Regions from separate parts of the Homo sapiens genome. Here all the other regions are linked to region 7. A link is a contact called in ENCODE Hi-C or POLR2A ChIA-PET data. All regions are on one chromosome and are shown on one strand. Each heading gives the region's core, a stretch centred on a gene start or an enhancer-like site at or near the end of the contact. The rest is flanking DNA. Distances are from core to core; before and after follow the strand shown. Region 1 overlaps SUGCT (succinyl-CoA:glutarate-CoA transferase). Region 2 holds the start of STK17A (serine/threonine kinase 17a). Region 3 overlaps SUGCT (succinyl-CoA:glutarate-CoA transferase). Region 4 overlaps COA1 (cytochrome c oxidase assembly factor 1). Region 5 holds the start of CDK13-DT (CDK13 divergent transcript). Region 6 overlaps COA1 (cytochrome c oxidase assembly factor 1). Region 7 has its middle 180 kb from the start of INHBA.

Region 1 (4,050 bases), core at 507-3,006, 1.4 Mb after region 7:
TTTCATACATGAATTTGACCTTACGTTTTCAGTTTTTGTGAAGTATTTCAAGTTAATACATTGAGGTTGTTATAATTTTTTACTGACCTATTTTAATAGTCTCTTTGTAAAATAACTACTATTATCTGCAGTTATTCTTGGAAATATATTTCCCACCTTATATTTTCAATTTATTTATGTTGCTTTAACATTAGAATTGTTCTACCATATAGCAGGGATTGTTATCTCCAGTACTTAAAAAACAATTTCATGTATACTTGAAGATAAACTTTAGAATTTGTTAAATTCTGAAGATAATCCTCTTGAAATGGTGTTTTGAATTTTGTGAAAGTTAATATGAGAAAATTTTACATCTTCACTATAATATTTAGTCTTCCTAGCCAAGAAAGTTGTATAGGTTTTTTGTATGTAAGCCCCATACACATCTTGTTACTGTTATCCCTAGATATGTTGTATTTCATTGCTGCTGTTAACCATGCATATAATCTCTTCTTCATTACATTTTGAATTATATAGGCAAGTACATTGATTTCATATTTGGTCAGATGCTTAACTCTATAACTTATATACAGTTTAAAATTTTTATTTTAAATATTATTATTTTAATTTTATATTTAGTATTTTAGTACTTTTTTTAGTCTAAGAAATGTAACCATTTAAGTAAACAACCTGTGCTTGTTAGTGTGCATTCAGAGACCCATTTTATCCTCTATTTTAGATAACAGAATGTTAAATTATATACAATTATGTTTTTCACAATTTCTCTCACTTTCTCATAATTCCAAATTTCTGTGTTTTAGAATATATTTGTATATTTTGATGTGTTTAAAAAGTAAGTTGAAACCAACAATTACTCCTATTTTTCAAATACATTATCTATCAATGGCCACCAAAAAGGGCCAATCCTGGAGCCACAAAGATCCAGGCCAGCATTTTGATGTTCCTTTTTTGTTTCCGTTCATTAAATTGAACAGAGTACTGAGACTTAAATAAACTCAGACATTCCAATGTCTGGATTTTTTCTCTTTCCAAAGTTAGCAAATGAGAAAAGAAAAACAATTCACAATAGAGGAAAGAAAAATCATTTAAAAAGGAAAATGTAAATTTATAAATTTAGAGATTTAAGTTGTGTACATATGATTCTGTGTATGTGTGACAGAGAGAGAAAGACAGAGAGAGAGAGAGAGAGAGAGAGAGAGAGAGACTGTTCACTTAGTTTCTTTTCCTAGCCAGGAATATTGTAAACATAAAATGTGTAGTTAGAGAAAAGGAGAATAAGCAATTATTCCGTGAGTGCTATGGAAAAGACATTGATAATCAGAAGATAGCAATCTGAGCCTCATCAATGAGCTGTGTGAACTGGGGAAAACATGACAAACTAGAACTAAGGTAGGTACCGTCAGCCAATGGAAGCAGTGAGCAACATGCCAAAACTACTGCAGATTGTCCAGGTGAGGATGGCCAGAAGCAGCTGGTCAACAGGGAATGATCCAGAACGCTAAACAGCTGGTGGAAATCGGGACTCAGCAGGGATGTCATCTGTCAGCACTGGGAGAGAGGTGGTGTCGGCCCTTACTAGAAACATCAGTTGATGCAAGATCAAAGACTCAAGCAAAGTCCATGCTGGAGAGCCAAAGCTAAGAGGAGATAAGAATAGAACCCAAGTGGGCAAAGTACAGAGCAGAACTCAGTCTGACCCAAAGGCAAGCAGGAAATTGGGCAGGACAGGGATGAGTCAGGGAGTCCGAGGAGCAAACCAGATTTGACTGAGTCAAACTCCAGATTCTCCATCCATTTCCAAAGTCAAGAGCGAAATAAGGTCAGCCAGAAAAGTCTGGAGAGCTGTACCTTCCCCCTCCCAAAAAAGAAGGCCTTTAGCATTGACTTGTGGAGTCTTCCACCACGTTTCAAGGGATCTTTGGCCCGTGATACTATTAATTCTAAGTTCTCACATTTAGGAAGGGGTTAAATTTGATGATATCCAAACTTCTATCCAGCTCCCCAAGTGTTTAGGACTCTAACATTCTATAAATCTAAAAATACACATTAAGTTCCAAAGGAGAAACGAGGGTATTAAATGTTTTATCCAGGGAAATAGAGTTTACTGGACTCCCTCCCATCACCATCATCCCCTCCGTATACAAACATATAAATATCCCACAACCACCACCTAATTCTTCCTCCTAAAAGGTAGTGTGGAATGGTTTATAGCCCTCTTGGAAAAAAAAAACTGAGATGACATTCCATTCCATACTGACTCACTTTTAAGTCTTTAGACATCATTTGATTCTCAGTCACAAAGAATTCTCCTAACAGGGTGGAAAAAGCCCTGGTCACGAGGAGATTGCCTGGAGTTGCAGTGGTTCCCTTTGCATTCTCTAAGCCAAAGGGATGCTTTCCAGAGCTGTGTTTCTTTCTTTCTTTTACCCTCCGGGCTGATTTTATAGTAACAAAACACAGCCACTTAAATCTATCTCCAAATAACCAACATTCAGAAAATGTACCACATAAAATATAGACATTTTACAAGGGACCATCTATTAGCTGATAATGGCAGCACTGCCAAGGAATGCATAAGAAAACAAATGTGACCCTCACCAAACATCAGATCCATTTATCCAAATTAGCCCCTCTACAGTGAATGCCATGATATGATTCAAAGAATTATGAGGGGTTGGGAGGAGGTTACAATAAACTAAATATGTAGGTTGAGGATACATATAAAGCTTATGAAATGCAGCCTCATAAGACATTAATAGAAGTCAGAAAAAAAAGTTGGCAGAAGAGATTTTAAAATGTGATCATATGGAAAAAAGAATATTAAACCAACTCAAAAAGTTTCAGAGGGTGAAAACAATAAGTTTCTCTATGTATATTAAAAACATGTAGATATGGGAGAGTGGATGGTTGCCAGGTTGAGGGAAAGGTGGAATTCATCGGATTTAAAAGACACTTCCATAACCTCTCAGCCCTTGGCAAATGTGTCAGGAAGGGGATCTTCATCTCTGGGGCTCCTAACTGCTCTCAGCTTCTCATTTTGTCCCTCTTCACTTACCTTAGGCAGCCAGTGTTTGGAAGATTCCTCTGTTTTCTCCACATTAAAATCTAAACTGAGGCAAAGATCTGGGAAAATGTATTTACACTAAGGAATCAGAGTTCAAGCTTTAACCCTCCCTGCGCTGTTTGAAACTTAAGAGTATACAGACTTTTAACCCACCCCCACTCCCCCACAAAATCTTTAATGGTAAAACCTCTGAAATCAGCAAACTATGTGTAAGGAAGAATTATCTTTCATGGAATAAAGTTTCCTTCCATGCCTTCTAAACTGTATTACATAGGTAACCACTGATAAAAATCCTCCCTGTTCTCTAAGAAAACTTGTGCTCAATAAAGCCTTCATGCAAATAAGTGAAATCCAATTAAGACTGTACTACATAATACCCATTTATTGTTTAATTTTAAAACAGTTCAAAGTGTGAAAAGCAGAGTAGGGGCAGAAAGATGGGGTAGGCCAAAAAAGGAAGGAGGGAGGAATAAAATTGAGGATTTAGGAAAGGGGGAAAGGCCAAGGAAGGTGACACAGATGTTAGAAATTAAACATGAGAAAATAAAAAATAAGGAAATTACAGATATTACTTAACTGAAAAGTCAAACAGTTTTCAGGAAGGCTAGAGATACCAAATAAAACAGTGAAAAACGTACACATAAAAATGGCACAGGAGAAGTCATGGGTGTATTTTACTAAAGTGCTTAAAGATATGGGCTGAAGCTTTTCGTGGAGGCTATTAACACAGGGTAGCAATTAAGGAACACGCAAAAAGTGTTTCATTCTTTATGAAAGTACAGACACAAGTGCAAGAAATAACTCAAGTGGAGTGTTCACAAATTCCAAGTTCATTACCCACAACGCAGAACAAGTGTCTCTTGAAAGGGAATAGAATAGGGGCTATTAAGGTACTCTTTTAGTTAAAAAAAAAAAAAAAAAGAAAATGAGTACTATTAATAGTCTTAATTAGGAAATTAGTACAAAGTAAAATGTATTCCTAAGTC
Region 2 (3,801 bases), core at 110-2,609, 1.7 Mb before region 7:
GCAAGCCCAGTGGTATGCGCTTGACAAGCATGGCATCTTCAGGCCACCTCTGAGGTAGGTACTGTCATCATTATACGATTTTACGGATGAGGAAAGTGAGGCTGGAGAGTCTAACCCCTCCAAAGGCAAACACAGCAAGAAGGGCACGAATATGAACTCAGGTCTGCCCCCAAAGCCAGAGTATTTAACAACTTCTTCAAACTGTTCTCAAGGAAGAGTCGCCAAACCCCACAAAAATCACTCGATCACCCCTCTTCAGCATACAAAATGTAAAGCATCCGAACAGCCTGCACCTGCAACTTTACAGACCAAGTTGTAAGCTCTCTCTACTCCCACAAAAAAAGGGTGGGCTAGCGTGGGGTGGGGGGAGAAGGCAAGAATCGGTTCCCAGCAAAGTAAAAAGCGAGAAAAGGGCCAAGCGCCCACGAAAGAAACCAATCTAAACTCGAAGCAAAGGGACCTAAATGCTTTAGAACTAAAACGGCAGAAAACCAACCAAGAAAACGAAAATGAATTCAGCAGAAGACCGACACAAGGTAACAGAGCGCCGGTGCAAAGGAAGCGGTCACAACGGATGCTGTATTTTATTAAAACCACACAGGCAGACCAAGAAAGTCGCAAGAGTTGAAGGAAAAATGCAAAGTCGGCTCCACAGACCTCTGGTTTTCAGACCCGCTGCTCGGGGTGAAAGGCAGAGCGCGGCCCGCACCTTCTCTCGTTAAATAGCCATTCGAAACGCCACAGAGAACGAAAGGGCTGAGGAAAGTGTCCGCGCCTCCGGGACCGCCATCGAGTTACCACCACTCGCTTGCTGGGCGCGGCGCGTGGAGGGGGCGCTGGTGCGACTCGGCTGCCCTACTTGCCGTCGGCACCCAAGTTTGTGCCAAGTCACAACGCGCGTTATCGGCAGCAGCAACGCCACTTCAGCCTCGCCGCCGCGGCGCCGGCACTTATCGGCGCCCACGTCCCGCCCCGCGCGTCCGGGAAGGTTCCGCGCCGGGCCCCGCCCGTCCTCACCTGCCCAGCTCCCGGCCCGGGCACAGGCTGTAGCCGTCCTGGAAGGGCTCGGTGCGCACCACGGCGCGTATCTCTGTCAGCAGCCCGCGGGCCTGGGGCGGCGGCGGCGGCCGGCACGGCCCGCTCAGACCCCGGCCTGCCCGGCCCGAGCCTGAGGTGGCGCCTGGGGAGGAGCCGCCGCTGCCTGGCTTCTCCAAAGGGATCATGGTGTTCAGGCCCGCTTCTTTCCTGGCCGCCTGTTCACTCCGAGCAGCCGGAGGGTCACGGACCCGCCCCCGGCTCCTAGTGCCGGTCCGCGGAGCCTTCAAACACCCGCTCTCCCCAGCGCGGCGCTCGGACTGCGGCAGGCAGACTACCGGTAGCTCGGGCCCGCCCCGCGCCCCGCGACCGGCCCCGCCCCCGTGACCGCCCCGCGCCTGCCCTGCACCCTGCTTCTGGCCCCGGCCAACCCCTCCCCACGTCCGCCCCGCGCCCGACCCCGCCCCGGCCTCACTCCGTGGCCGCCCGCCCCCTCGCTGAGCTCCCGCGGGGTCCTGAGCGCCCGATGCCTCACGCGCGCCCTCTGCAGCTCAGGGGGAGAAGGTGCAGCTTTCGGGACGGCCCGGAGGCTGGAGGCGACTCACAGCACCACCCTTTGGCCAGGACAGCCTACTGCGTTAGCAGAGTTGCGCACCTGTTGAGCGTCTGAGAGTCACAAAAGCTGACCTTCGGTTAATAAAAGGCATTTGAGCTGTAAGCGGGACTTCACGTGGTGAGGAGGGGAGGGGTCTGGAGGCACTTCGGTTAATAAAAGGCATTTGAGCTGTAAGCAGGACTTCACGTGGTGGGGAGGGGTGATGAGATCCTGATCTCCGTACACTGGGAGAGGGGTCTGGAGGCAGAGTTGTATAAATATTATTAACCCTGCACACCGGCCCTATGAAATAGACACTATTATATTGTCTGTAGTCGTCTCTATATTTACTTTCGAGGTCCTCTCATCCGGTCTTACGACTTTAATTACCATCTATATGCTCATGACTACAGAATTTGTATCTCTAGCTTCCAAATATTCCCTGAACTTCAGACTGGTGTATTTGACTATGCATTTGGCATCTCCACTTACATGTCAAATTAGCATCTCAGACTTAACATACACAAAAGTAAGTTGCTGATTGGTCTTCATGAATGCACTCCTACCCAGCTTTCCCCGTCTCAGTTTTCTTCATCTCCTTCCTTCTAGCTGTTCAGGCCAAAAATCTTGGGATGAGCATTGATTCCTCTCTCATGCTCATCTCCAGTTTGTCAGTAAACCCTCTTGTCTTTTCCTTCAAACTAGATGCGGCGTTTGATCACTTCTCTCTATTTCCACCTTACCACCATGGCCTGAGCCATCGTTATCTCTTACCTGGATTATTGTGATAGTTTACTAACTGGACCACCTGCTTCCATCCTTCTTTCTCCCTAATGTCGCATAGTTCATTTTCAAGGCAATGAGAGTGATCTTTTAAAAATCGAAACCAAATCACACCACTGCTCTACTCAGACTGTCTCAGTGGAGTTTTGCTTCTGGCACTGATATACTAGTTTATTTGTGTTCAATATTCTCACTAAGAAAAAATAGAAAAGTTGACAAAAGTTAAAAATTTCCTCTCCCAGCAAGGACTTGGATGACTGAAATCCTGGAAAGATAGGCAGCTCAGAAAGCCACCACTTTTCCCATGAGGTATTTGATGATTTTAAAGCCATGGCTGAAAGAGTGAGAAAGTAAGCAGAGCTTTCAGTCATCTCATGGGGTTGGGGAGACAAAAAAAAAATTGGAGTTTAGGACCTATTTATGATGAGGGGCTGGTAAGCAACTAGGCTTTCAGCTGGGACTCCGAAGAGCTATACCCTAGGGGTGTGGATGAACGGGAAATAGACCCAAGGGCTGAAAACCAGCTTCAAATGGCAACAGTAAATATTCTCTCTGGGGAAAAAAAGCATCATTCAGAGCAACACATTACCCATATAATATTTTATACACCATGTCTGAAACTTAATTTAAACAAAGGACACAGAATTGTCTTAAAAACTAAGGGAAAAAGAAAACAGAAATAAACACACAGAAGATCCAGATATTAAAGTTTAAAGACAGATTTTAAAATAATTCTGTTAAATATCTTCAAGAAATTAAATTGCAAGATAAAGAGTTTTCAGCAGAGAACTGGAAACTCCAAAGAAGAATACAATGGAATTTTGGAATTGGAGAAAAAAACACACTAACTAAAACTACTACAGAATTATGGGCTTAATAACAGATGAGATACAACTTAAGCAAGAATTAGTGAAGCTAATAAGCAAAACAAAATATGAAAAATGACATACAAGAGATATGAAAGAACTTTCTATAAAAGAGATAAGGTCTCAGAAAGGAGACTATGACACATGTGATATGTGGTAAAACATTCTAACACACACGTAATTGGAATATCAGGAAGAGAGGTGAGAGAAAAAAGGAAAAGAAGCAGTATTTGAAAAGATAACGGCTGGAAATTTTTTAAAACTAATGAACAACAATTCTCAGAGTCAAGAAACATTATGAACATAGAGCAGGATTTCAAGCAAAGAAAACCATGTCTAGGCACATTGTAAACTACTGAGAAACAAAATCAAAAAGAAAAGGTTTAAAATCAGCAAAGAAAACAGAGATATAATCTGCAAATGAGCAACAATAAAATTAAAAGCTTATTCTCAAAGAACCAATGGAAGCCTAAACACCTTCAAATGTTTTCAAAGCGCTAGGAGAAATTACCTATCAACCTA
Region 3 (3,815 bases), core at 24-2,523, 1.6 Mb after region 7:
CGTAGTCCAGCTACTTGGGAGGCTAAGACAGGAGAATCGCTTGAACCCAGGAGGTGGAGGTTGCAGTGAGCCAAGTTCATGCCACTGCACTCCAGCCTGGGCAATAGAGTGAGAGTCTGTCTCAAAAAATAAAAATAACAAAAATTTTTTTCAAAAACAATCTATAAAAAGTAAATAAATAAAACCACAAAAGTGAGTGATAATCACCAATTAATCTACCCAGATGCATTCGCCACCAGAAATGATCTTTGTCACAAATAAGAGTATGTAAAACAAACTCCACAGATAAAATTATCACTTAATATGAAGGAATTAAAATAATTCAAGATTATAATTATTGATGATTAAAAAAAGGTGTTAAAACATGTCTCTGCTTATGTTTTATCTTGGAAAATTTCAAATAAAAATAGATAGAATATATAATAAACCCATCGGTCAACTTCAATAATTATTCATGGTCAATTTTATTTCCACTATGCCTATCTTTCAATTAGAACTGTTACATGAAGAAAAAATAAAACCATTATCTTTTTCTTTTTTTTTTCTTTTTTCTTTTTTTTGAAACTGGGTCTCACTCTGTCACCCAGACCGGAGCGCAGTGGCACCGTCGGGGCTCACCGCAACCTCGACTGACTGTGTTCCAGCAATTCTCCCCCCTCAGCCTCCCCAGTAGCTGGGACTACAGGCACACACCACTACACCCAGCTAATTTTTGCATTTTGGGTAGGGATGGGATTTCACTATGTTGCCCAGGCTGGTTTTGAACTTCTGAGCTCAAGTGATCCACCAGCCTCAGTCTCCCGAAGTGCTGAGATTGGGCATGAGCTACCACGCCCGGCCACATAAAACCATACTGAAAAACCCAAACGTCTTGATTCAGGTAAATTACAGTTTTATCTCCCAATATCAATAACAAAATGTATAAATTCTTAACTATTACTTTCTCAGTCTTTAGAAGAACAAAAATGGGATATGAAGCAAATAAAGAGAAATAAACTATAAGCCAACATTCTCTGTGCAGAAATAACGCCAAGTTTTAGAGAATGAGTTCCAGGGCAGGTAGTGTGCTGCTGTAGAGGGCACCCTGGCCCGGGATTCCAGCCTTCAAAGCAATGGTTTTCAAACCACTGGTAGTCCCCAGCACAAAACAAGTCTCCAGGAACAGAAAGAAGCTGCCACCATCGGCAGGAAGGCCTGTGCACTGTGAACCACCTGTTATCTCAGCAGGAAGTCAACAAAAGAAATTAAGTTTCAGTTAACTCTAGGTTCGGAAAATCAGGTGCTTCTGGCCAGGAGCCCAAATCCCTCAAATGGGACAAACCCAGGTCCCTCACCATCAGTGCAACTCTAAAAGGACTCTTCTAAATAAAGGCCTGCAGGAAAAATTCTCTTTTTGTTCAGCTTAGAACAAGGGAGAGACACAAATATCCTAATTACTTTAAATTACAACTTCTAAGTATTTCTATTAAAGAGAAAAGGAATAGTTGCTCTCATTGGAAGCAGTAAAGTATAGGGAAAAAGGGGAGTTTTAGGATTAAAAAAAATCTGGATTCAAATTATAGTTCTGCCAACTATTAAATCTTTGACAATTCATTCAATCTTCCTAAGCCTCAATGTCTTCATCTGTAAAATGGCAATATTCACATTTATCTCATAGATTTCTTATGAGGATTTAATTTGATTAGATAACACAAGCAAAATGAATTTTATATCAAGAGCTAAATATACATAATTACTAAAGATGCATTAATCAATGTATAAATAATATATTAGCTTACCTTTTCTACAAAATGTTGAGAATAACAAAAAGAAAACTACCCTGAGGTATGTCAAATGATGACAATAGACATCTAAGCATTTAAATTATGTTGTTTAATAAACCATAAAAATTAAGATATTTTGTACGTGGAATCTTGCACTTGTTCATAATAGCGAAGAAGCTGACAATAATAATAATAAACGTGGCTCTCGCCTGTAATCCCAGCACTTTGGGAGGCCGGGGTGGGTGGATCACTAGGTCAGGAGCTCAAGACAAGCCTGTCCAACATGGTGTAACCCTGTCTCTACTAAAGATACAAAAAATTAGCCAGGCATGGTGGCGCATGCCTGTAATCCCAGCTACTTGGGAGGCTGAGGCAGGAGAATTGCTTGAACCCGGGAGGCAGAGCTTGCAGTGAGCTGAGATCGTGCCATTGCACTCCAGCCTGGGCGACAGGGCAAGACTCCATCTCAAAAATAATAATAATAATAATAATAAACATATATATTCCATAATAGGAGTCAAAAATTATTCCACATTTTCACCTTATACTTGTAACTATTTAAATACTGACTACCAGTACTATGAATAAATTTTATGAGAATAAATAAATAAAATTTTAAAGCAGAGAATGAACATCAAAATGGTATTTTACTAAGATTACTCTGTTGGTGATGTGCAGAATGAAATTATTCATTAATAATTTAATGAAGAGGTAGAAAAAATGTTAAGCCTGGGATCCAGATAGTTCCTTTAAATTTTATTTTTAGCTTTACAATTCCAAAAACAACTATGATTAAAATCTAAATTAAAGAGGAAAAATGTATGCATATCGATTCTACTTTATATTCAAGTAAAGAGCTAAGAAAAATCAGGGAAGTTATGGAAAATCAGAGAGGAATACCCAACACACATTTTCTTTCTCTTTCTCCCTCTCTTCCACTTGGTAATTCACATTCATTTTAAGGAGCAACCTCGCCATCTTGTGGCATTTATGGACACTGAAAGCAAAACGTGAATTTCTAGACGTTGGTAAAAACGTACAGGGAGGAAGCTAAGGGGAAAAGATTTATTATCTCTTAATATTTTCCCTGAGTGCCATATGATCTGGCCTGCCTACCCCATTTTTCTTCTTAATTATGTCTGACTTTGTGTTTTCCCTCTCTCCCATCAGTGCTCAACACACTGTCTTGTTAATGGTTATACTTTTGGAGGTCACAGGTCCCTTTGACAAACTGGTAAGAAGCTATGAACTCTCCTCAGAAGAAAGTAATTGAATACATGCTCATACTCTTAGAACCCCACTCATTAACCCCTGTTGCCCTGGGTTAAGAGTCAGGTTAACGACCTTCAGTAGGTCATCACTGCTCTAGGCCTGGAGAACCTCAATTATCAAAACAACTCTCCCGACAGGGATCTGTTCAAGGACAGCTTTGAGGCTTCCAAGCAACCAAGAGACTCAGGATGAGGCTTTCACTTGATAATAAAAGGAAAAAAGAGAACAAAATAAAGTATCTCTCATCTAGACTATTCCATTAGCCACCTGTTTCTGCTCTCCCTACCTCATTTTTGACTCTTGTGATCACAGTGATTGACTGATTGATTGATTGAGACAGGATCTTGTTCTATTACCCAGGCTGGAGGGTAGTGGTGTGATCTTAGCTCACTGAAGCCTCAAACTCCTGGGTTGAAGCAATCCACCTGCCTCAGCCTCCCAAGTAACTGTGACCACAGGCATGCACCACCACATCCAGCTAATTTTTAAAATTGTTTGTAGAGATGTGGTGTTGCTTTGTTGTCCAGACTAGTCTTCAACTCCTGGGCTCAAGCAATCCTCCCACCTCAGCTTCCCAAAGTAATAGGATTACAGGCATAAGCCACCACGCTCAACCATACAGTGACCTTTTGAAAAGGTAAATCAGTACACTACTTTCCTGCCTAAAGCTTTTTAAGGGCTTTCCAAGTCACTTAAAATAAACCTCCACTCTTTATCCTGGCTTAGAGGGCCCCACATGGCTTGGTTACTACCTACTCTTTGGCCTCAGCTCGTCTGTTT
Region 4 (4,140 bases), core at 901-3,400, 1.8 Mb before region 7:
GTTATTGGACCTTTGTTGGATGCATAGTGTATTAGTCTGTTCTCATGCTGCTATGAAGAAATACCCAAAACTGGGTAATTTATAAAGAAAAGAGGTTTCATTTACTCACAGTTCCACGTGGCTTGGGAGGCCTCAGGAAACTTAGAATCATGGCAGAAGGCACTTCTTCACAGGGCAGCAGGAGAGAGAATGAGTGCAAGCAGTGGAAATGGCAGACGCTTATAAAACCACCAGATCTCATGAGACTCACTATCACGAGAACAGCATGGGGGAAACTGCCCTGTGATCTGATTACCTCCACCTGGTCTTGCCCTTGACACATGTGTATTACAGTCCAAGATGAGGTTTTGGGTGGAGACACAGCCAAACCATATCACGTAGTTTGCAAATATTTTTTCTCGTTGTAGAAAAATATTTATCTCATGGCCTGCAGCCATGAGCATGGAGTGTTTTTCCATTTGTTTGTGTCATCTCTGATTTCTTTGAGCAGTATGTTTTGTAGTTCTCCTTGTAGAGACTTTAACCTCCTTCATTAGATATATTCCTAGATACCTTCTTTATTTTTTCGTGGCCATTATAAATGGGATTCTTTGTTCATTTTTAATTGGGTTGTCTTTTAATTATTGAGTTAACAATAGTTCTTTATATGTATTCTAGATACAAGTCCATTGCCAAATATATGATTTGCTTTTTTTTTTTCCGTTTCTGTGGGTTGTTTTCACTTTCTTCATGGTGTCACAAGTATTTTTAATGTTGTTAAAGTCCAATTTATCTATTTGTTTTTTGTCACTTGTGCTTTTGGTGTTATATCAAGGAACGATTGTCTAATCCAAGCTAATGAAGACTTATTCTCATGTTTCTTCTAGGAGTTTTAGAATTTAGTGCTTACATGTAGGTCTGTGATTCATTTTCAGTTGATTTTTGTGTATGGTGTTAGGAAGGGTTCCAACTTCATTTATTATTTTGCATGTGGATATCCAGTTGTCTCAGCATCATATGTTGAAAAGACTATTCATTCTTTCTCTATTTTATTGTCTTGGTACTCCTGTTGAAAATCAAATGACCTTGGATAAAAGGGTTTACTTCTGAACTCTCATCAGATGTTTTTAAATGGCAGTTTTAATTTTAATAAATTTACTGATAATTTATTGGAGAAATGATTATGAAACACATCCTGTGAGCCAGGCACTACCTTAGCTTGCAGAGTTATGGCAGTAAACAAGAGAGAGACTCCCTTGACCTTGCAGATTACATTTTAGTGGAGAATGAAAAGATATGTGAAGAATATAAAACACTTGGGAACATTAATTAGAGAAGGATAAAAGTATATGTTTGTGGGCATTACATTGTTTTCTTCACATAGCCCTCTATGTCTCTTTTAGTGCATTTAGCTCTTCCTGCCATGTCTATAGTTAATATTTTTATATGCATGTGTAATCTACCCGACTAGGCTAAACACTTCTTCAGGTCAAGGTCTGTCTTTGCCAGTCTCTCCCATCTAGATATAGTACGTGTTTAGTGGGTATGTGATGAATGAATAAATAGATTAATTACTTTTGGGGACTGAGTTTATGATGAAAATTTTTTTTTTTTTAGACCAAGTCTCACCCTGTTGCTCAGGCTGTAGTGCAGTGGTGCAGTCTCGGCTCACTGCAGCCTCTGCCTCCCAGGTTCAGGTGATTCTTCTGCCTTAGTCTCCCAAATAGCTGGGACTACAGGTACCCACCACCACACCCAGTTAATTTTTTTCTGTATTTTTAGTAGAGATCATGTTTCACCATGTTGGCCAGGCTGGTCTTGAACTCCTGATCTCAAGTGATCCTTCTGCCTCGGCCTCCCAAAGTGCTGGGATTACAGGCGTGAACCACTGTGCCTGGCCTGAATGTTTTATACACATCCATTAATATATGCATAAACCTTTAAAATATCCATGTTATTCAGAGCTGTTACAATAGTTTGGAAATAAGAGTGGAATCCTTTATATTTGTGTTACTCTAGGTTACACTTCTTTTTTTATCTAGAATCTCAAGCTAAGTCTCCCTGCTTCAGCCCAGATTTCTATTTGGTACTTAACCTCAGCCAGGGCCCCGCTTTCCTTTCCTTCCTCACTCAAGTAATTTCAGCCCTCATTCTGTCCATAATGAGTCACTGAGCACCTCTCTCATCTGTTTCCGTCAGGGAGTGAACCAATATTTTAAATTTTAACCCAAGAACAGAAACCTGGGCAAGTCCTGGGTAGGGTAAAGTTATTTGATGTGATGGTTTTTTTTTTTTAATTTTTTTTTGGTTTTAAGGAGTGAAAAGTTTAATAGGCAAGAAAGAAGGAAGGAAGAAGAAAACAGCTCCCCTGTACAAAGATAAAGGGAGGGGGCGATTCGAACAAAGAGAAAACCCTGTGTGCGTCAGAAAAGTGGCTGCTTATATGAGGAGGCTAGAGGAGGTGGTGCCTGATTTGCATAGCGCTCAGGGGATTGGTTTGACCAGGCATGTCACTCACGTAGCCCGCGGAAAAAACTGGCCCTCCCACCCTAGCTTTTTAATATGCAAATGCAGGGTGCCATGATGCTCTACACATATGGGGATATGTGGGGGCGGCCGTGTTGCCAGGCACCTGTGAGGCGAGGGGAAGAAGGTGGCAGGAATCACCATGTTTGGGTGGACCCAGTTTCTAATGGCCTGTATTTGCATATCAAAGGTTGCTGACTCGGCTCTAAGAGCTGGGGTTTGCTAGACAAGAAACGTTTCTGGAGCCGCTTTAAAGGAAATGAAAACTTCCCCAAGGACCCCTTTTCCTAGCTGCCTAAAATAATTTCTTAATAAACTCCTATAACATCCCCCCATGTGGAGATGTCACCATAACTGCTCTTAAGGGGTTTTGGGTGATGACTCTTTCTGGCTATTTCCTGCTGAGAAGGGGCATCGAATGGGGAACAGCAGCTAGGGCTTCTCCTGGGGTTGATCTAAGGGTCCTTGGAAGAAAGGTGTGTTCCTGTGTGGTTTAGTTTGCAGCACTATTTGGAGTTTGATTGCTTCTAGGTGAGAGGAAACAATTCAAGTTATAGTATTGAGTATACAGGGTCCAAATATTAATACAAGACATAAGTTCTCTGTCCAATATTTCAGTTAGAAGGTGCTACTCTGTATAACCCTATTGCAAATAGTAGAGTGAGTATAGCAGTTCCCACAAGTGTGGTATAGTAGATAATTTTCATCTAAAATTTTACTTGCCAAGATATTTGGGGATTTATGAAGTTCCTTGGTTTTATTTCCCAAACAAAGAAACCTCAGGGTTATGGGCACCCTACTCACTTTCATTACCTGGCAGAATTTGCAGGATAATTGCCCAGAACCAGCATATTGATCCAGATTTTTATGTTATCCATCCCATTTTGTTTCATCCAAGCTGTAGGAGATCGCCACTTGATTCACAGGAATAAGCAGGGTTAGTCTAAAATGTAGGCAAAAAGCTTAAAAACAATTAGACTAGGATTTAATGACAAATGTATGATAAGCTTTGGAGCACAATTTCTCTCTCCAGTCCTCATTTTTTGTAAAAACAAATTATGATAGGACCGTGTGTGTTGTTTGTAGAATAAATTTTAGTCTTATACTTGGCCTGATTATTTGCATAAAGTGCAGCAAGAGTGGTTATTTCTACATAGGCCTTTTGGATTGGCTTTGATGGAACTCTGTTCCACAGGAATCTCAGATAAGACCTTTAAAGCTGAGCCCAGCCATCCACATGGGTTTGTATCCTCAAATACCTGTGAGTTGGGTGATCTCCTCTTGAGGTCCCAAGATAAACTTGGAGCTGCTGGACCTGTTAGAAAGTGACATTCTTTACTGACGACAGGTTAAGATCTCTGTTCATGGACTGTGTAGACAAGGTATGAGGCCAGTACTCCCCAAGGGGCTTTTATTGGCTCTGCATGTCAAGCTTGATTCCTTAAAGGGAAACACACCCTTTCAGTCAAAGCCTTGGTAAAATAACCAGTTTTACCAATTGTGTCCTGTCGACAAAGAAAAATGGATTCTTATTGCACTGATGGAAACAATTATATTGCTGTAAGTTAAGAGTACTCACAGATAGTTTCCAAATTCTGGAGGAACCAGGCAGAGAAAAAGAAACATGCTCCAAAT
Region 5 (3,834 bases), core at 354-2,853, 1.9 Mb after region 7:
TGCGGCTGGGGCAGCGAGAAGACCCGACGCTTCTCCGCCTCCTGCCCGGCGCGGGGCCCGCGACGCCGCTTCTGCCGCCCTCCTGCGCGCCTCTTGCCTCTCGCCAGCCGCTTGACCTCCAGAGGGGGGCCCGGGCTGAAGCAAGAGGAGGAGGCCGCGGCGGCGGCGGCTGCGGCGGCGGCCGTGCCGGGAGCAGCCAGGAAGAGCAGAGGCGGCGGGGGCGGCGGCGGTTGCAGGAGCTGCGGCTGCAGGAGCGGCAACAGCAGCGGCGGCTGCTGAGGGGACAGGAATCGCCTCCGCTTGCGGCGTTCCTCCAACTTCTTCTCCGCCCAGCTCAGGCCCCCGCCTCCCCCCAGCGCCGTGTCCGAGCTGCTCGGCATCGCCTAGAGCCAGCCGCAGAGCGCGGCGCGGGTGCGGCCTCCTCCCGGGTCAGATCCTGGCCATCTCCCCCGCCGGAAACGGGAGCGGCGGCGGAGGGACACCGAGCACCAGAGCCGGCCGGGAAAAGCGCCACGATAATCCGGGTCGGGACTCGGGTCCCTGGGTTCCAGGTCACAGTGGGGTACGCAGCAGCCTCCGGGCCCCAGGGAAGCAGGAATCCGGGCGGCGGAGCTCCCGATTGCGCTCGTCGTCCTATCCTCGGCAGCGAAAACACCAGATGCGCCGGGCGCTGACCTGCGGGGGAGTCCCGAGTCCTCCAAGTGCCCCCGGGGGTGGGGGAGCGGCCTTGGCCGCGCTCTCGGCTCGGGCAGCGCAACGCGGAAGTACCACCTTCGTCGCCGCTTCACTCCATCGCGCCCTGACGTTGGGTGCAAGTTCAGGGGAGGGGAGTGGGCGAGACAACAACACGCCTCCACCGCCTCCTCCTCGGCGTCGACGTCGTCCTCCTGTGGTGGCGGCGACACACCGCAGGCGCCTCGGAAGTGGCCTGGGCCTGACAACAACTCCCGGCCTAGGGCCTCGCGCACTCTGCGGCCCGCGGGGCTGGGCAGCGGGGCGGGGCGAGGCGGGGGCGACCGGGCTGCGGCTCTCGGTTGGGGCAGCGACTGTGCGGGGCTGGGCGGGGGGCTATTTCCGGGGAGATGGGGGCAGGGGCGTTTCTGAGTCTGTGGCGGTAGGTACGGGCCCTGACTTTCTTCTTCTTTCGCCGCCGCCGCCGCCGCCAGCAGAGGTGGCGGAGCTACCCCTTTCCTCCGCTCCCCCCCTCCACGAGGAGGCTCCTGGTGTGCGCGGCCTGCCCCGGCTCGCTCCTCCCCTTCCCTCTCCGCTCCTCGTCAGGAGGAGGGAGAGCAACGGGACTTGCTGGTTGGGCCCTAACCTCCACAACCCCTCCTTCTCGCCTCGCTCTTTCGGCTTTTCCCCTCAGCCCTGACGTACGACCGGGAGCGCGCCCGCAATTCACGCTCAGAGAAAGCCGAAGATGAGAGGTGGCCGGGGCAAGAGAGGCGGGAACAAAGTTACCGCGCACTGGCGTGCTCGCTCCCGCCAGGGGCCGGCAGGCCGCACCGGAAGTGGCATGATGTAGAAACCGCTCGGCTTCCGGCGAGGGTGGGACTCCGTGTGAAGAAGGGTTAAAGAAAGGAGAGGATTCGTGTGCCGCCCACTGCTGTTGCTTGAGACTCTGCCCGTGGTGGCGCGCCTGTCGTGCTTGTTGCTTGCGTCCAGCGCGCAGTGCCGGTTCCGGCTCTGCAGACGCCGCACTGCCTGCCTGTTGAGCGAAAGGTCACAGTGAGAACAAGTGTTTCTGGAGACTGCGAGGGAAATAATGCTGTTGGTGGCCTTCTGGAGTAGGCAGTTACCCCCCGTGTACCTTCAGTCAAGCCCTGGGAGTGGAACAGCTGCGAAAGGAGAGAAAACACCCCGCAAAACAGGGTGGAGATGGCGTTGGTTTAACTTGTCTCACGTACGCCAAAGTTCGAGGCCCCATTTTTTTTTTTTTTTTTTTTGAGACTGAGTTTCGCTCTCGTTGCCCAGGCTGGAGTGCAATGGTGCGATCTCGGCTCACCGCAACTTCCGCGAGGCCCCTTCTTATCCTAAAAAACACACTTGGGAATCACAGCTCAAGCTTCGGTAACACTATTTACTTTAAAATAAAAATTTTTAAAGCTTTAAATCAATACAGGAAATAAGTGGAATGTTAAAAGGAACTACTGAAAATTCCAAATTCTCAGGAGGCTTGAAATAAAAACATCTTGTGCGAATGAGGACTGCCCTCTTAGTACTTCACCCACTTTCACCTTCATATCTAAACCTTTGGGGTTGCCAAACATAGCCATATAGTGACCTCACATCTCATTTCTTGCCTTAGAATTGCCCTTCAGTTACAGACTAAGCACTCGGGATAATTAGATTAAAATGTAAATGGCTTATTGGCTTTTAGAATGGTTGGAAACGCAAGCTAACCCTGTGCAGTGGCACACGCCTGTAGTCCCAGCTACTCCGGAGGCTGAGGCAGGAGGATCTCTGGAGCTCAAGAGTTCGAGGCTGGAGTGAGCCATGACCGTGCCACAGCACCCCAGCCTGGCCAATCAGCAGGGCGAGGCCCTGCCTCTAATAAAAGAAAAAGCTAAGCCGTCTGTTCAATGACTAAATGTAGTAACCCCTTTGAAAATTCATTTGTTCAGATCATCAGTTGGTTTAGTTCTTAAACACTTGGTATCTATCCATCGTTAATACCTTAGTGTAAATTATTTTAATCAGTTTGACATCACAGTATCACAGACTGGCCTGATTTAAGCTAAGATCAGACTTCACTGACCGAGTACAAAGGATGTTGGTTTGCTGAAGGATAAAGGAGGAGGCAAAGGAATAGGTAATCTTAAAGTCAGAGCATTTCCCAGGAGGGCAGGCCTGGGTGGGCAACACCATGGGATGGGCATTGGGAAACTGAATAGAAAAATAGGGGGCAGGGTTCCTAAAACAAATTTCTGGTTGACAGTATTGTTGAGTGAAGGTCCTGTAGCCAGCCTCCTACCAAAGACTGTTTAGCAAGTGGCTTTTTCAGAAACATGTAGGATCAACTTGTTCCATCGTCCTACGTTAGATAGACTGGAATAACAGAACAAAGAGAGCAAATAAGAGGTTTAGCTTGCAGCTCCCCTCGTGTACAACCAGTTCCACTTGAGAATGTCATCTTCTATCATATATTTTCAAAGAAAACTTGATCCATAGTAAATGGATAATTCCCATGTGTAAGTGTATTAAATGGAGAAGAAGGGAAAAAAAGTAAATGGATAGTTCCCAATCCAGGGTGCAAACAAAAAACATGTACTAAAATATTTTTACTGTGGTTCTACCACCCACGTTTCCTCAAAGATTCTACCTTTGGTGGGGGAGGTTGAATGAACATTTTGAGCTCAAGATACCTGCCCACGTGGTTGGAAACACTAATAACTAATAGGATTCAAACTCCAAAAAATGGGAAGGACCTTTGAATTAGAAGCCGTCTGTTTCTATAAGCCTGTCTGCTTGCCTGAATATTAAAGAGATTTGAAATTCCCATTTACGACTATATTTTTGTTTATTACTGCTTGTGTGTGGGGGGGTGGGGAGTTCGTGTTTTGTTTTGTTTTTGTTTTTGTTTTTTTTGAGACAGAGTTTTGCTCTTGTCGCCTAGGCTGGAGTGCAGGGGTGCAATCTTGGCTTACTGCAACCTCCGCCCCCCAGGTTCAAGCGATTCTCCTGCCTCAGCCTCCCGTGTAGCTGGGATTACAGTTGCCCGCCACCATGCCGAGCTAATTTTTTTGTATTTTTAGTAGAAACGGGGTTTTGTCATGTTGAGCAGGCTGGTCTCAAACTCCTGACCTCAGGTGATCCGCCCGCCTCGGCCTCCCA
Region 6 (4,167 bases), core at 801-3,300, 1.8 Mb before region 7:
ACACCCCAACCCCTGCTTTGACGTGGAAGGGCTCTGGGGAGACTTGGTTGATCCTCACTGCCTGAGCACTCTTGAGTCCTCACTCTTTCGGCTGCTTGTAAAATAATTCTTCTGTTTTTTTTTTTTTTTGGTGGTGGGGGAGTATGAATGTGGCTTTCAGAGTTGGATGTTATAAAACATAGTCATTTGGAAGTTGGGAACTTTTTATTTTTGTTATCTTGTTTTTAATACAGGATGTTTGCCACACGAGTCACTCGAGAGAATCTCTGAGTCCTGGCGAGGGCTTTCTGAGGCTTCGTGTGTTAGCAGCTGTTGTCTTCCAACTCAGCGGCAGGTTTGCCTTTCCCCACGGACACTCTGGACCTTGTAGCTCCTCAAGCTTCCCTGTCTATTGAGCAGATAGGAAGCCGTGTCAAATATGTGGCACCTTGAGGAAATGCCTAGTGAATGACAGTATGTCCTATTGTGCTCTAACTTTATTTCAGCCTTATTTCTTTTCTGAATATTATTTTTCATTTATCTTCATTTCCTTACCTATTTTCTTTTCTTCTAAAGTATGTATCTTTGTTAGCTCCATCATCCTTTTTGGAATGAGCAAGTATAAAAATAAGTAAATAAATAAGACCCATCCTAAGTATTTTAAGAAACCACCCTTTTGCGGCACACTTGCTACCTTGGTCTTAGCTCTGGGCTTTGGTGTCCTCTGGCAGTCCTGCTGCATTGCCTTCTCTCCCCCATCTGCCCACCCCTGTCCCAGAGAGATTTTTCTGTAGCCCCTCATCTGCAGAGTCCGACAGCTCAGGGTCGAGGGTCTTTCTTAGCAGTAATCACCCACTATGCTCTCACCCCTCCATTTCTGGACATGCTTCCTGTGGCTTCTCTCCTGCGCTTTACACTTCAGCAGTTCTTGTTTCTGCTCACTCTGCCTTTGTTTGTCATTTCCTGGATTTGAAGCTGTTCTGCTCTTTTCACCTTTCTCTTCTCAAGGTAAACTTCCTCTGTGAAACCTCCGCTGATGCCCTGCAGCAAGGTTGACCACTTCCTGAGTGTTACTTCCTCTCTTGGTGCATATGTCTGGTTGCACTAACCAGGCTGCTGCTAGCCCAAAGGCACCTTTGTGCAAATTAGAAAAAGACAACCATCCCCATCCCTTCTTCAAGATACTTTATAGTACTTCCAACTGTTGGCAAACTGTCTTAATAAAGATACAAATCTTTGATTTCTCTAATGTGCATGGTGCCCTACAAGGGTTGTGCAGTGCATAGCCGTGCAGTTGCATGTGATAGATCTATGTTATAATTATTTGTTTAATTGTCTGTATTCCCCTCAGGACCAAGGAAAATTCCTTATATCTTGATACTGTTTTTATATTCTTACTGTCTGACCAGATCAGACCCTCAGTAACCGTTTGCTAAACAAAAGAAGGAATGAAGGTACAAATATGTATCCACCTTGTCTGGAAAAATAGCAGGAAAGGCATGCCTGCCAAGGACTTTTACACTGAACAGTAAGAATATATTTTAGCTCAGAGACACTGTTTGTTTTCACATTTCAATATTGCTTTAATTAGATATCTTAAAGCTCGTGTACCACAGTGGTTGAAAGAGCAGATGCTGGAGCCAGACTGCATGAATTTGAATCCCAGTTCTACCACTTATTCACTTATTAGTGCACCTTTGGGCATGTTACTTAACCTTTCTGTGCCTCAGTTTACTCATCTGCAAAATGAGCGTGATGATAATAGTTCCTACTTCAAAGGGTTGTGAGAATTAAATGAATTATATAAAGTGCTTAGAATAGTACAAGACACATAATAGTCAGAGACAGAAGTATTAGGTATTATCAATATTGTTAAAGTCCATGTATAAGTTTACTGTACTATTGTTTCTTTTTAACTCTGAAGTGCTGTTTTCACTCTGTCACGTACAGCTTTTATTGCTAGCATCTTGCTTCTGCAGGTCCAGCCTCCTGTTGATTGGCCCTGTGTTTGTGCTGTGGTCAAAGCACTTGCTGTCTGCGGTTCTCCCTTGTGCACACCGGTTCTTTGGTTGCTGTAACAAAAACTACATAGGACACAGACAGGAAACCCGCAGGCTTTGTTTTTTCTTCCTAATTTGGCAGCAGAAGGGGGAAAAACCAGGGCCTTTCACAGACAAGGCTTGTTTTAGAGTTTAATTTTAACTTCTTGTTCGTGTTCTAAAGCTTGGGTTGGTAATAAATCTTGGCTGTATGAGACTAGAGAGAACTGGGCTTTAAAAATATGATTTTAATGTAAAATCTTTTCTAATTGCAGGACAACTTGCCTTTGATGATTTTCAAGAGAGTTGTGCTATGATGTGGCAAAAGGTAATGGAATGTTCCAGGGCCAAGTTCCCCACTAGAACCTGCCAGGGTATTCTCGAGTTAGACAATAGAAGAAAGTCACTCCCTGAATAGTTATGGGCTTCTCCTGGTCTTTAGGGTTCACTTGTGCTTTAACTTCACAGGAGGGATGGGCATTTTCTGCATTGTTTCCCACTCTGTCTTTCTCTCGTGTCTCATGCTGGCGTTGGAAGCTGTAACACTCTGGGAACCTCTCCATAACCCAGTCTGGCTGCCTCACCCTGTTGAGCTCTCTTCAAATTAAGCAAGATCTGACTAATACATTCTTCAGAGATGCTCTGACCGTTTTCATTATGAGAACTAAATGACTTTTCCCAGATCACATTACTGTAATTAACTTTACACTCATTTTGATACTCTTACATATTATAAGAGTGGATGGATGGTATGCTGTATTTACCGAGCTGGCATCCCTCCATCTGTTCATTCAGCCTGAGTCATAACCAGAGTTTCCTCATCCCAAGGGTGGTGCATTTTTCAAAATATGAAAGGAGCCAGTGACAGCTCCAGCCCATTCGCAGGCTTACAGGACCAGCCATTGCCACAAAGGATAAGCTTCCTGTTTACCAGTTGGCCTGAGACAAAGTGGTTGTGCTTCCTGGCCATGCGGGGCTTGGCACACAGTCTGGGCTGTGTCTGTCAGGATGGTGGGCTGAATGCTCGCTCTGTGCTGGGCTGGCTGGGGGTGGCAGGGCCCCCACAGCATGGGTCCTGGACATGGGCCACTCTCGAGAGGGCACCCTCAGGAGGGCACTCAGTTTGGCTTCAGAACCAACCCTGGCATTTGGAAAGGAAGCAAATGAGGGAGGGCGGTCTGGCCTCCTTTCTGGCTTCCTTAATGCTTCTTTCCTTTAGGGGTCCAAGCCGGGCAAATCCCCTTGGCACAAAACTGGGAATCCTACAATAAATTTGTATCTTTTGTTTTTAAGTATGCAGGAAGCAGGCGGTCAATGCCTCTGGGAGCAAGGATCCTTTTCCACGGTGTGTTCTATGCCGGGGGCTTTGCCATTGTGTATTACCTCATTCAAAGTAAGTATCCTGCTAGCCGCCTGCGGCCTGACCTCCTCCTAGCCTGCTCCTGCTCCTCCATCAGAGGAAATACTTGAGATGCTTTGTTTAGATTAGAGAAAGGAGGAGAGGGTGATTTTAAAGGCTAGTCCACCATTTCGTTGGCTATAGCTTCCTCTGTATCCTGTAATCTCAGTTTTTCCAGGAGCAACGAGTACAAATAAAAGGACCAGGACTAATATGCATAAGAAGCCCAGCAAAGCACGATGGGCTTTCAGTCCAGTGCACACACAGGGGCTCCATCAAGATTCTGAGATTATATAAAGAAGGGACAGAGGGAAGGGGAATACCAGATGGTTCACAGGTGGGGAAAGCTGTGGCTGTGCGTCCAGCATTGTCAGACTTTTTTTGCACTTTCATTCTCTGCTGTTGATTTAATGGAGGAGGGACCATGAGCAAGGAACTCTGGCAGGGGCAGAAAATAAAAGCAGAGACCACGATGGCAAAATCCCGACAGATGCCGCTTCCAGCCCCACTGCACTCAAATTTGAATTTGTAAAGACAGGCCACAATTACTGTCAGCAGCCAGGACATTTAAGGTCATTTTAATGCTACTGGTGGCAAAGCGGCAGCAGTTTTTTCTAGACTGGCTTTTTTTAGGCTCCTTTATCCCCACCCAGCTTGGCTCGTCATCCACTCTGCAACATTTTCACTTCTTCCCAGGATGTGAGTGTCACCAGCAGACAAGCAGACAGGCTCCAGTGTCCTCTCCAGCCT
Region 7 (3,612 bases), core at 758-3,257:
AACAAAGTTTATTTCTTTGGTAAAGGCAAGACCCATAGACCTCCTACTATTTTAAGCAAAATTAGCTTTCTTTCTTTGTAAAAAAGAAAGATAAAATATTGCCTATCATGTGTGTGGCCTGAACACAACCTTCAAAACATCTTAAAGGTTATCCATCAAGTTTCTTAAAAGGAAATATATTGGTCTTAATTATTCTTATCTTATTATATAATATGCTGTGGATTTATTTTTTAACCTATAATCTTATGCCAAAAGAGGCCATTTAGGTTTATTTTTATTTGTAGAGTGAAACAGAAACAAAATATACGGGCCTATGTTTGCTGTTTTAAATTCTACTCTCTATTACTTTTCCTTTCAACTTGGAAAGGAATTTTGTGCTACAGGACGTTTGGCCCAGGGTCAGCGGCGCTCCCTGCAGGCCGGTGGGGATGGCCTGAGAGAATTCTGGGCCAGCAGGCGGCCATATATTTCTTCCATAATCCTGTATGCGCGGGCAAAGTATCAGGCAAAGGTATAAATAAAACGTTCTGACTCCACATATGGTATTTTGGGTTTACAAATCCTTCATAAACTTTTTCCATTCCTATCAGCAGTTTTATTCATTATGGGACATCCAGCAACTCTCCTTTCGGGATTATTTGAGAAGCAGTAAAGGCTTCCTGTGAAAGGAGCACGTTAGCTGTAAGATTTGTGCAAAGATCGAGTGCCTGGCGGGGAGTAATCCCTAGACTGCGGATCTCAAATGTTTGGTGGGGTTTCCCCTACTGCTGGCTTTCATGTTCTCAGGGCATCATTACTGCGGTGGTGCAGCCGTAATGATGGGAAAGTGCCTGCTTTCTCTTTTCCCCCAGGGCCCCAGGGTCATATCTATGGGCTGGCAGACATGTTTTCTCCTTTCTCTTTCCTGTTTGCATTCACCTTGTGATTTTACTGATTTGGGGGTTCAGAGTGGGAAATCAGGCCAAAAATATATACATTCGAGATTTAAAAACTGAGTTATATCCAGCTTCCCCTTGCAATTTGAAATTATACTCCTCTTTCCATCTCTGTGTAAGTATGGGTTTTGACCAGTTTACGGAAAAAGTATATATTGGATCAAAAAGAGGCAATAGTTGGGTGTGACCTGGGAGCCAAAGTATCTAGACACATCTTAATGGGTGGCCTCATTCGTAAGAACAAAGAGAAAGATCCCTTGCTGACTGAGTAGAGGAGAAACAGACATCCTCTGGAGCTGAGGCTGGCAGGGGACGCTACAGCGAGCCGGCCAGTATGAGTTCACAGCCCAGGTCACACACCCTCCCCTCTGCTTGGCAGCAAGCACTATGCCTGGCACAAGTTATTAAGTGTTGTTCAATGTTTTGGATAAATTAAGAGGGGCAAGTGCCAGACTAGATGGTGCCACATTTTTAACTCTGTCCTCTTCCAAACTGTAATCATCTTGGTTCCACCTGCTAATTACCATTCGAATGTATCCCTTCCACTACAATGGCATTGCCTCGCCTCTGATCCTTGGCTTCTACAGCTATTTACTATTACTCCAGATTGGGGTCCTCAGCTGCAGTCAGACCACCAGATAGATCTGTGAGTCCTCAGAGAAAGATCTACCTGTTAGCTAATAAACTAATAAACTTCAGCTCAGGGCCTCACTTGCACGGTCCCTTACAAGAGCTGGGGGAAGACCTTGCAATGTGTTCACATGGTCATATATTTTTGTAAAATGTATTAAAAGTGAGCTATATTTAGCCATAATTGGTTAAGACTGCTTCCCCTTTCTGTTTCGACTTCCCCTCTGTGCACCTACTGTTAGGGTGTCAGCGTCGTCACCAGCACTTTGGGGCCCCAGCTAAAAGGAAGTTGAGTTGCGAATATATTTAGTTTGGGTTCAGTAGGGGATATTTTTGTGGTTGGTAGTTGTTTCTGAATGCAGTTAAGTTATTACTAGTCATCCTGGTGTAGGAACGGCTTCTAGGAATACTCCTACGGCCCCCTGCACTGACGCACCCAGCCTCGTGACAGGAAGTGGAGGGTCAAACGTCATCTGGTGATATGAATTTGTCCTGCAGCATCTGACACCAGACGTTTATGCAGAATCAAGGAGAAGCAAAGTTTGAAATATACAAAGCAGGAAGCTGGTCTCTGGAAAATTCTTCCAAAGTCAGATATGTAAAATCGTAAGCAGAGGACTTTGTTTTCAATGACAGCTAGTCAAAACAGAAGTTGTCTCCTTTCAGGAATATAGCACGCCATGCTGTGTATACAATTATACAGGCCTCATACATTTTCCTTTCCTCCTTGATGAGAATTCTGCAAAAGAGATTTATTGGAATTCTCATGTTTTAACCTATGGTTGTGGTATTTATCATCATTCTAAAGTTCTATTTTTTTTGAGGTTTATCTTCTCATTCTAAATAACTGTTCAGTTTTATACCTAATTATATATTCTTGGTTTTGAATTTTTTTGCTTAAGAAGGGCTCCTCAAATTGTATAACATCAGGTTCCAGAAGATCTGTGTAAGCCACTGACTGTCCCTGGGGTTGTAGTCAGCCTGGTCTTCTCTTTTTTCTAAATTGAGACGGAGTTTCACTCTTGTTGCCCAGGCTAGAGTGCAGTGGCTCTATCTCGGCTCACTGCAACATCTGCCTCCCAGGTTCAAGTGATTCTCCTGCCTCAGCTTTCCAGATAGCTGGGATTACAGGCATCCACCATCACACCCGCTAATTTTTTGTATTTTTAGTAGAGACAGGGTTTCACCATGTTGGCCAGGCTGGTCTCAAACTCCTGACCTCAGGTGATCCACCTGCCTTGGCCTTCCAAAGTGCTGGGATTACAGGCATGAACCATTACGCCTGGCCAGGCTGGTCTTCTTAAAGCAGAAGGCTAGTAGGTGACGGCCCCCTAATTGGAATACTTTGACAACCTTTATCCTTCATAAACTGACATCCACTGCCCTCCTCCTACCTTTCTCATGCTATAGACCAGCCATGTGCACACTGACAGCTCCTGGGACACACAGCTTCATTGTTCGCCCCTCACCTCCTTTGACCATGTGGATCCCTGTAATCCCAATGACTACTTCAGTATTTGTTAGATAATCTTCTGTTTGTCTTTCAAAATACAGCAAAGGCAGAAAATAATGCAGGTGAGGTGAAAACCTGCCAGCATTAGAGTTGGCATAGGGTAGACTGCAGGGCCATGAGTGTTCACAGCTGGCCTCCTTGAGCCAGCCTTTGTAGGCTTATAGGGCCTGGAGCTCAACCATCAGTGGGAAATCTGGCATATACCCCTGGTGCCTGGCCCCTTTCTTGACAAAGAGTGAGTGCCAAATCCGTGTTGTGAAAGGCATCCATGAGACATCCCACTGTGGGTCCACCACCTAAAGCTCTGCAGCAGGAAGGATGTTGGTCTGGACTCTGTCCAGGCCTCTGGACTTTGCTTTTCCCTTCCCCCGACCTTCTGGTTTCTCCCCAGTCTATGTCACACGGTGCTCTGCAGTGTCTGTCTGGTCTGGTTATGGAATATCTCCAGCCACCTCCATTCTCATGCCTGCAATTCCTGACATTCCTGCTTTGCCCCATCTTTCAAGGCCAGAGCTCTGGGAATACCCTGGAGAG

Evidence for each region. Hi-C counts contacts between places; a loop is a spot of excess contacts on that map. ChIA-PET counts read pairs that join two places held with the same protein, here RNA polymerase II (POLR2A). Pooled maps may share reads with other maps.
Region 1: a map with no recorded cell type shows a loop between it and region 7 (3-fold over the local background). The contact joins two enhancer-like sites. A Hi-C loop is called at or near these places in 2 of 37 single-sample maps with no recorded cell type and 3 of 50 pooled maps.
Region 2: a loop to region 7 is called in a map of B cell, with 31 times the contacts of the local background. The contact joins the promoter of STK17A here to the enhancer-like site in region 7. A Hi-C loop is called at or near these places in 1 of 168 maps with a recorded cell type or tissue (B cell), 9 of 37 single-sample maps with no recorded cell type and 10 of 50 pooled maps.
Region 3: a pooled map shows a loop between it and region 7 (3-fold over the local background). The contact joins two enhancer-like sites. A Hi-C loop is called at or near these places in 2 of 37 single-sample maps with no recorded cell type and 3 of 50 pooled maps.
Region 4: a pooled map shows a loop between it and region 7 (13-fold over the local background). The contact joins two enhancer-like sites. A Hi-C loop is called at or near these places in 3 of 37 single-sample maps with no recorded cell type and 7 of 50 pooled maps.
Region 5: a loop to region 7 is called in a map of B cell, with 24 times the contacts of the local background. The contact joins the promoter of CDK13-DT here to the enhancer-like site in region 7. A Hi-C loop is called at or near these places in 1 of 168 maps with a recorded cell type or tissue (B cell), 7 of 37 single-sample maps with no recorded cell type and 11 of 50 pooled maps.
Region 6: a map of naive thymus-derived CD4-positive, alpha-beta T cell shows a loop between it and region 7 (10-fold over the local background). The contact joins two enhancer-like sites. A Hi-C loop is called at or near these places in 1 of 168 maps with a recorded cell type or tissue (naive thymus-derived CD4-positive, alpha-beta T cell), 15 of 37 single-sample maps with no recorded cell type and 12 of 50 pooled maps. POLR2A ChIA-PET finds 5 or more read pairs at or near these places in 1 of 52 experiments (activated CD4-positive, alpha-beta T cell).

What each region holds. Positions count from the first base shown.
Region 1 is chr7:40,467,902-40,471,951 of GRCh38, reverse strand. All of the region lies in intron 11 of SUGCT (succinyl-CoA:glutarate-CoA transferase), which reads right to left. Among named protein-coding and RNA genes, the nearest start is that of SUGCT-AS1, 77 kb to the left of the region's middle. Within about 2 kb of position 1,756, at least 4 of the 41 ENCODE cell types and tissues checked have a DNase peak (open chromatin) inside an H3K27ac peak, as active enhancers do.
Region 2 is chr7:43,580,666-43,584,466 of GRCh38, reverse strand. It overlaps STK17A (serine/threonine kinase 17a), which reads right to left and starts at 1,359. Exons shown (of 7, transcript NM_004760.3): 1 at 1,018-1,359. The coding sequence starts at 1,223. RefSeq lists enhancers at 270-379, 510-559 and a silencer at 960-1,739.
Region 3 is chr7:40,231,654-40,235,468 of GRCh38, reverse strand. The region is part of intron 6 of SUGCT (succinyl-CoA:glutarate-CoA transferase); the gene reads right to left. Among named protein-coding and RNA genes, the nearest start is that of SUGCT, 99 kb to the right of the region's middle. Within about 2 kb of position 1,273, at least 5 of the 41 ENCODE cell types and tissues checked have a DNase peak (open chromatin) inside an H3K27ac peak, as active enhancers do.
Region 4 is chr7:43,667,906-43,672,045 of GRCh38, reverse strand. The region is part of intron 1 of COA1 (cytochrome c oxidase assembly factor 1); the gene reads left to right. Among named protein-coding and RNA genes, the nearest start is that of COA1, 60 kb to the left of the region's middle. RefSeq lists a silencer at 2,144-2,193. Within about 2 kb of position 2,150, at least 4 of the 41 ENCODE cell types and tissues checked have a DNase peak (open chromatin) inside an H3K27ac peak, as active enhancers do.
Region 5 is chr7:39,947,188-39,951,021 of GRCh38, reverse strand. CDK13-DT (CDK13 divergent transcript) reads left to right here and starts at 1,603. Exons shown (of 1, transcript NR_158201.1): 1 at 1,603-3,501. CDK13 (cyclin dependent kinase 13) reads right to left here and starts at 766. Exons shown (of 14, transcript NM_003718.5): 1 at 1-766. The coding sequence starts at 380. RefSeq lists silencers at 1-188, 979-1,208 and enhancers at 699-978, 479-1,397, 1,449-1,698, 1,769-1,898, 2,159-2,208 and 2 more.
Region 6 is chr7:43,646,779-43,650,945 of GRCh38, reverse strand. It overlaps COA1 (cytochrome c oxidase assembly factor 1), which reads left to right. Exons shown (of 6, transcript NM_018224.4): 2 at 2,294-2,346; 3 at 3,312-3,411. The coding sequence starts at 2,332. Among named protein-coding and RNA genes, the nearest start is that of STK17A, 66 kb to the right of the region's middle. RefSeq lists enhancers at 819-908, 1,551-2,412, 2,682-2,976, 4,007-4,126, 3,275-4,136. Within about 2 kb of position 2,050, at least 40 of the 41 ENCODE cell types and tissues checked have a DNase peak (open chromatin) inside an H3K27ac peak, as active enhancers do.
Region 7 is chr7:41,880,131-41,883,742 of GRCh38, reverse strand. No RefSeq gene overlaps it. Among named protein-coding and RNA genes, the nearest start is that of INHBA, 180 kb to the right of the region's middle. RefSeq lists an enhancer at 1,755-2,304. Within about 2 kb of position 2,007, at least 12 of the 41 ENCODE cell types and tissues checked have a DNase peak (open chromatin) inside an H3K27ac peak, as active enhancers do; they include B cell, where a contact is called at or near this core.